2 separate regions of the Homo sapiens genome follow, and region 2 is linked to region 1. The links are chromatin contacts, found by Hi-C in ENCODE. All regions are on one chromosome and are shown on one strand. The core of a region is the stretch at or near the end of the contact, and the rest is flanking DNA. Distances in the headings are between cores, read along the strand shown.

The links. Hi-C counts contacts between places; a loop is a spot of excess contacts on that map. Pooled maps may share reads with other maps.
Region 2: a loop to region 1 is called in a map of IMR-90, with 3 times the contacts of the local background. The contact joins the promoter of CDH6 here to the enhancer-like site in region 1. A Hi-C loop is called at or near these places in 2 of 168 maps with a recorded cell type or tissue (Caco-2 and IMR-90) and 2 of 50 pooled maps.

Annotation. Positions count from the first base shown.
Region 1 is chr5:31,105,630-31,108,812 of GRCh38, reverse strand. No RefSeq gene overlaps it. Among named protein-coding and RNA genes, the nearest start is that of CDH6, 86 kb to the left of the region's middle. Within about 2 kb of position 1,497, at least 2 of the 41 ENCODE cell types and tissues checked have a DNase peak (open chromatin) inside an H3K27ac peak, as active enhancers do; they include IMR-90, where a contact is called at or near this core.
Region 2 is chr5:31,192,216-31,195,398 of GRCh38, reverse strand. It overlaps CDH6 (cadherin 6), which reads right to left and starts at 1,713. Exons shown (of 12, transcript NM_004932.4): 1 at 1,513-1,713.

The DNA of each region.
Region 1 (3,183 bases), core at 248-2,747:
TTTAAATTGACCCTAAGTAGCAACACTAGGACTGTGGTGGAAGCCAGATATCAAAACGAGTTTTGTCTAATGAAGCTTCAGTTTTAATATTAGAAGCTGGAGGTAGTGCCCAAAGGTTGCAAAGTTGGAAAAACAAATCTCTGACTCGCTCAAGCTGAAAGTATGAAGTGCATAAGGACTTAAGGCTGATTCAAGCGTGTATCTATGACCCATGCTTACAGGTGCTTATGAAGTGAACTCATATTTTTAAAGCCCCTGTTTGAAAACTAGTTGTAATTTATTTAAGGGGTGTCTGATCCTTAAGTCCATGACCCATTTCACTAGGCCCATTCCACATAAAGATCTAGACTCTGAAATAACGTTTTTTAAACTGTAGCAGGATGACCCCATTCATGAGTTGTAAAATCAATTCAGTGGGTCATGATCAGTAGGGTTTTTTTTTAAAGGAAGTCTAATAAAGTTAAATCAAATAGAAAGTGTCAGAGGGGATCATGCATTGTAAAGCTTACAACAGTTTCATCAAAATTTTCTATCAGTTATATGACTATAGTGTGTGTGATACCATGATGTAAAATACTTTTCTCACAATGGGGTCAAAAATCTGTGAAAGCCACCAGAGAATATTGGATTGGGTTGGATTGGGTTCATCTGACATAAAATGAAGAATAATTTACAGAGAGAATTTTCCCAAGGATATAAGGACCAGTCCCCAAATAGGCACAAGTCAAATTGTCCCTTAACTTTGTGAAGTAGGAAACCGCTGAAACACAGAAGAGAAGGCAGTGGACTCTATAATTCACAATTCCCTTAAACATAGCCCGACAGTCTTTGCCACTGCTAAAACATAACTTGTTTAAAGGTGTTTTGATCTCTCCAGCAGAAGTTAAGCTGCTTGAGGTAGAAGTGGCCGTATAACTTTTCTGTATGTCTTGTAATATGAAGAACTTAGTACTCATATGAAACATTTTTGCTAATTGACCAATTGAAAAAATACAGAGGTGGGTAACTAAAGAAGATGAGATCTAGCCTGTATTATTTTAACTAGCTCAGCATTATAACCCTGTAGCTTTGCCCATCATCCCTGCCCGTCAGTAGCATACCCATCAACTTTCTATCGTGTGTGTTTTTAAGCCAAATCTGTTTGGAATTTATTAAAAAAATAGGCCATGAGATAGTTATCAGTTATGAAAAGCACCTTTCAAAAATTACAAATAGCTTATCACAATCAATTCCAGTTTTTTAACCCTCAAATCTCTGATTCCATCAGGGAAAGAGATCCCTTTCTTCTAGCTTGATTTGTTTTTCTTCATTATGGCAAAGTTGGAATGCAGAGGAGGTAGAAATGGTTTTAAGTTTCTGTTTGGATTCTTTTCATCTAACTCAGGTTTAGGATCAGTTCCTCCTTTACAATCCAAAGTCATCGAGTTAAATTAAACAAGAGATTCCTGAGAAGGGGAAGCCAAGCATGACTAAAACTTTGTCTCAGACACATGTCAAGCTCGGTTAGAAATTAGACCTCCCTTAGTTACTGCCAGGAAAGAAGGAAGTCTCTTTTAGTATGACCCAGCAGGAGTGAGCAGGTCTCATGTTAGTTTTAAGTGATTTACTTTTGTATTTCTCTTTTGTAGTTCACAGCAGGTCCTTTTAGGAGGAATAAAAGGGCTCACTCTGCAATCTGCCTTTATTGTTTCACAGAAGAGTGGAAGCAAAACATATTTCAATCAGAAGAATTATACCTGAGTGCTATAAATGTTTCCATAGACAACAGGGAAAGCCCTGATACATTTAAGGTCGGGGCTGATATTTTCCGAGAAAAAGTGATGATCAACCCAGTGGGGAAATAAAATCATCTACTGTTCCAAGTGAATTATCTCATTGGGTGGTAATGACGAGAAAAGGCCAGAAATTCCAGAGATTAGCTACCACAGATAAGATTCCCAGACTTCTAAAGAAAAAAAAAAGACATTGCTAGGATACACAGGGACTCCTATGGAACTTGAGTGCCACTGTTTTATAGTGCAGCCACCTTTCTATTGATTAGTATTAATGAAATGAGAGGGCCCCACGTTGATGGATTATCAAAGACTACCTAATCCTGCTTTTTACTATTTAATCTTTCTTGTTGCTATGGTTAGAAATATGTGCAAACTAAATCCTTGTTTCTTCTTTCACTTGACCTTATTCTGATTCATCAAATTGATTCTCTTACACTCTGAACTATGCCAATTATTGTGTCTGTCAAGCCATACATTCATTAGAGTACTGGGGCTAATGGACATGCTGTTTAAGAGCACATTCATCTTTAGAAATACGGTAAAAGCTAATTCTTTTGGCTCAGCAAATCTCAGGTTGACATCTTGCCACTCTTCTGCTGCCAGGAATATCTGATGACTTAATGAAGCAAAGATCTTAAGCACACAACTCAGTGGCTTATTCAATATCAAGGTTTGCACTAGAGTCCGTGAAAAGGGATTAACACTTTCAGTTCTACAAAAGCCCAGGCAATGAGTTAAAACACCAGAGGACTCCCAGAATGGACAGTTCATCAGAAGGATTACAGAGTAACTTGTACTTCATGAGTCCATTGATCTTCCTTTTCATATGGTATTTAAAAAATAATCTTTTGTATGCCGGTGGTAATGCAACTGGATTAGTGGAGCTAACGGGCTGTGACTATTTAAATATTAATTGGGACAGCAATGTCTAAATCAGTGGTTCTCAACCCTGACTGCATATTAGAAATCACCTAGGGAGTTTTTAAAATTTGCCAATGCCTAGTGCCTACGTCCAGAGAGATCACTTTAATTGGTCAGGGATGGTGCCCTGGCATCAGGATATTTTCAAAGCTCTCCAGGTGATCTGCCTGTGTAGTCAGCATTGAGCATCACTAATAAATAAATGCTAAAACAGAATAGCTTTTTGTTACCAGAGCACCGAACTCAAACATTCTATTCTTTTAAAGATTCTCCATGTGTGTATGTTTCCTTAAAAAAAAAATACAGCAAGCATCCTGTTTCATTCAGCCTCAATTACTTTGGCCTTTGCCATGTGATAACATAGTATGGGCTGTTTGAATGCAATTAAAACATTTTGACCAAGTTTAGGAAGGCTTTTTAAATCTCAAAATATACTCAAGAAGAAATCTGGAATTTGGTTATTGGAGCAAAAATTGAGGAATATACC
Region 2 (3,183 bases), core at 464-2,963, 86 kb before region 1:
ATAAGCATATTTGTTAGTCCTTCTTGGAAGAGTTGTACATTAACTAGGCATATCCCTGGGTTCCTTTTTCCAACACAGGGAGGAGTTTGCAACCCCCTGGATAATTAACCACTCAGAAAGCCCACATTTTGATCTGCACCCCTCCAGAGCAGCCATATATGTACACAACAGCCACTCCTGCAACATTCTTGCAGGGAAAACCTCTTCCTTCTTTCCCACTGTGTGCTTTACGAAGTGAAAGTGAAGATTCGCAGAGACACGGTCTGATACACCTCTATAGTATGACTATCATCATTTAAATTTTTTTTTTTTTTAATGGGAGTAGGAGACAGAAATGTGTGGCTATTCCAGATGATTAAACTTCTTGGTTCTTGAATGTTCTGAGTCATAGTTAACTCAGGTGGCCAGCCCTTTGCACTGACAGAGACCTGCATTTAACTCCCCATAAAATATGGATTTTATTGCAGCAGTGACACTTCTTAGCACCACGCTGACCTCTCCAGCATCTCCCATCTCGAGATCTACGGTAACTCATGACAGAATATCTAACTACGGAAGAAGTAATCTCAGCTCTGCAACTGCTGCAGTCCACAACATTGCAGCGTCCCTTTTTATTAAATTCTGGGATTAACGCATTGGGGGCTCCAATTTTCCAGCATCTGGCACCGAAAACCAAGCGCACTCCAACCACTCTCCAATCAGTCCGGGGAAGGCTTTATCCCCCAGATTTGAGCCTGGCCAGCCGTGGAGGAGCACGAGCGAACTGCGCCTTCCATATGACTTTTCCCTGGACAGTGTGCTCCATTTTCGGAGTCCAGTGTTGGACTTTCCTTGCAACCTAAGCATTTCTGTCCTAGATGAGCCGGCAGGCGTTGCCCGGAACGTGCAAGCTAACAGTTTTCTTTAGCTCCTTCTACCAGCCAAATCGTCTCTTTAGTTTAAGTTTTCCTTACTGGGAGCATTCCAGAGTTTTCAGACTACCTGATTTTCTGCTTTACCCCAAAAGCTAAGAAATGTAACTCAGCCCAAGCAGTCACCACGCAGACCCTTATGATGCGGGCAGGTGGAGATAAATCAAGCCCCAAACGGCTCGGCGGGACCTGCACGCACCAGCGCCCTTTGGTAATTGACCAGCCAACTTTGCAAATGCCAGAGCTCCCCTGGCAGCCTCTGCCGGCGTAGAGAAAGGCAGCGGGTTCTTCTGCGGCGGCCCGCTTCCCGGTGCCCCCACCCAGCCCCACGGCGGATCGGTCTTACCAGGAGGCGGAGGAGCGGTGCCCAGGCTCCCCGGGAAGCGGCGTCGGTCCTGAGCAGCGGCAGCAGCGCCGCCCGCGCAGCCGGACCCGCGCGCCCGCCCCGACCCGGGCTCGCAGGCTGAGAGCATCCCTCCCAACTCCGGCGCGGCACCCACCGGGCGGAGAGGGCTCTCTCTCTGATTGGCTTCTATCAACGCTACAGAATTAAAAAAAAAAAAAGGGAGATGTATGCATAGCCAACGGAGCCCGAACCCACCTCTGCTCGCCTTCCTGCGCCCGCGGAGACCCTGCGACCCGCCCAGGCTGCTCCTGCCTCCGCCGCCGCCGCCGCCGCGGTCGCCGGCTCTGCCGTTCTTGCTGTCGCGGCTGAAACTGCAGCTCTTGGGATGCGAAGGTTACGGGCTCGGGAGAGCTGGCTCTTGTGGGCACACACTGATTTGCAAGTGAATGAAGTGGGAGGGAGCAAAGAGAGGAGGACTTTGTTAAAGAGGCCCAGTGCCTGCCCCCGCCCGCCCCCTCCCCTTGACAGAATGACTCCCAGTGTTTGAAGTCCTGAGCAATTCGCTCCCTGGAACACTCCTTCAGCCCCAGGCTTTCCCTTGCTTTCTTTCTTTCTTTCTTTCTTTCTTTTTTTTGTTGGAGGGGGTTTAAGATATACTCAGAACTTGTATGACTCCGTCTGTTTCCTCTTTTGTACTATCAAAATGCACCTTGTGCTATTATCAGCAATGGTCTGATGTTCTTTTTTTTTCACCGACCAAGCAATTACAATTCCCAGGGACACAGTACCTCGTCACTCTATCAGTTGGCCAGCTTCGTGTGATAGCACGTATAACATGCACACACATAAAACAAGCCGGTCTCCTGAGATGACAATACCGATGGCTTTTCTTTACAACATAAACAGGCGTTCTCCAGATGCAAGCAGACATGGATAGATTCATACATGTCTTTCCTTCTCTCCTCCCAGGAAGACACGCTTTCACGTAGCCCCATGATCTCTGTTACTCTTTTGGAGTGACCCCAGGATGTCGTAGCATGAAGCCATGCTTCCCTGGGCTTGCAGAAACACTGAAAACCCAAACCCTTCAGGCTTGCCAATGACTTATGACTGATGCCATCGTTCTAAATGAATTGATACAAGCATACAAAAGACTTGCAGAAGAGGGGTGTACAATGATATTCAAGGTCTGCTTAACGTTCGAAGATCCTTCTGGAAAGTTGCCGAAGTTGGATAACCTTCAAATTAAACTCTTTAGTACACATAGCTGTTTGAATGGCTAGATTGATAGTTACAAAGAGGTAATATCTAATGTTAAGGTACTAAGCCACAAAAATGTGAAACATGTCAAAGTACCATTAAATGAGAGTAATGATTTTCTACATAGGAGACATAGGCATGATGGAGTCAGCCACTGTTGGATTAGGAAAATTAAATCTAATTACCACAGTGATTGCACCCAGGGTCACTAGCCTCCCAAACCAGCTGTTCGCCTGTGCTGCAAGTTCTCAGGGAGATTTCCATTGCACAGAGCTCTAAGAAATGCCAGGCTGCTTGGCCTCTGAGTAGTTAAACTGGCTGGAGGTTGGTCCTGTTCCCAACTGAGCTCTTACTAGAAAACCTTTTGTTTCTCCAATAGAAGTTCAGGCATTTAAATAAAGCCCAAATCAAAAGTATTCCTTTAGGCAGCCAGTGCTTCAAAGAAGTGTGCATGGAATGGTTTTAGCACAGATGTTCTGCACATGGAAGATGGAAAGATTTGAGTTTCTTTCTGGAAAAGACCTTCCCCAAATGAAGAATTGCTACCAATTTGTGAGAAGAGGCTGAACATTTTCTTTTTATAGAGCTCTTTAAACACGTATGAAGTAAGAATGGGGGAGAAGAAAGCTGCTTTAGATTCATAGTCCATTCGTCAGATTATGAATT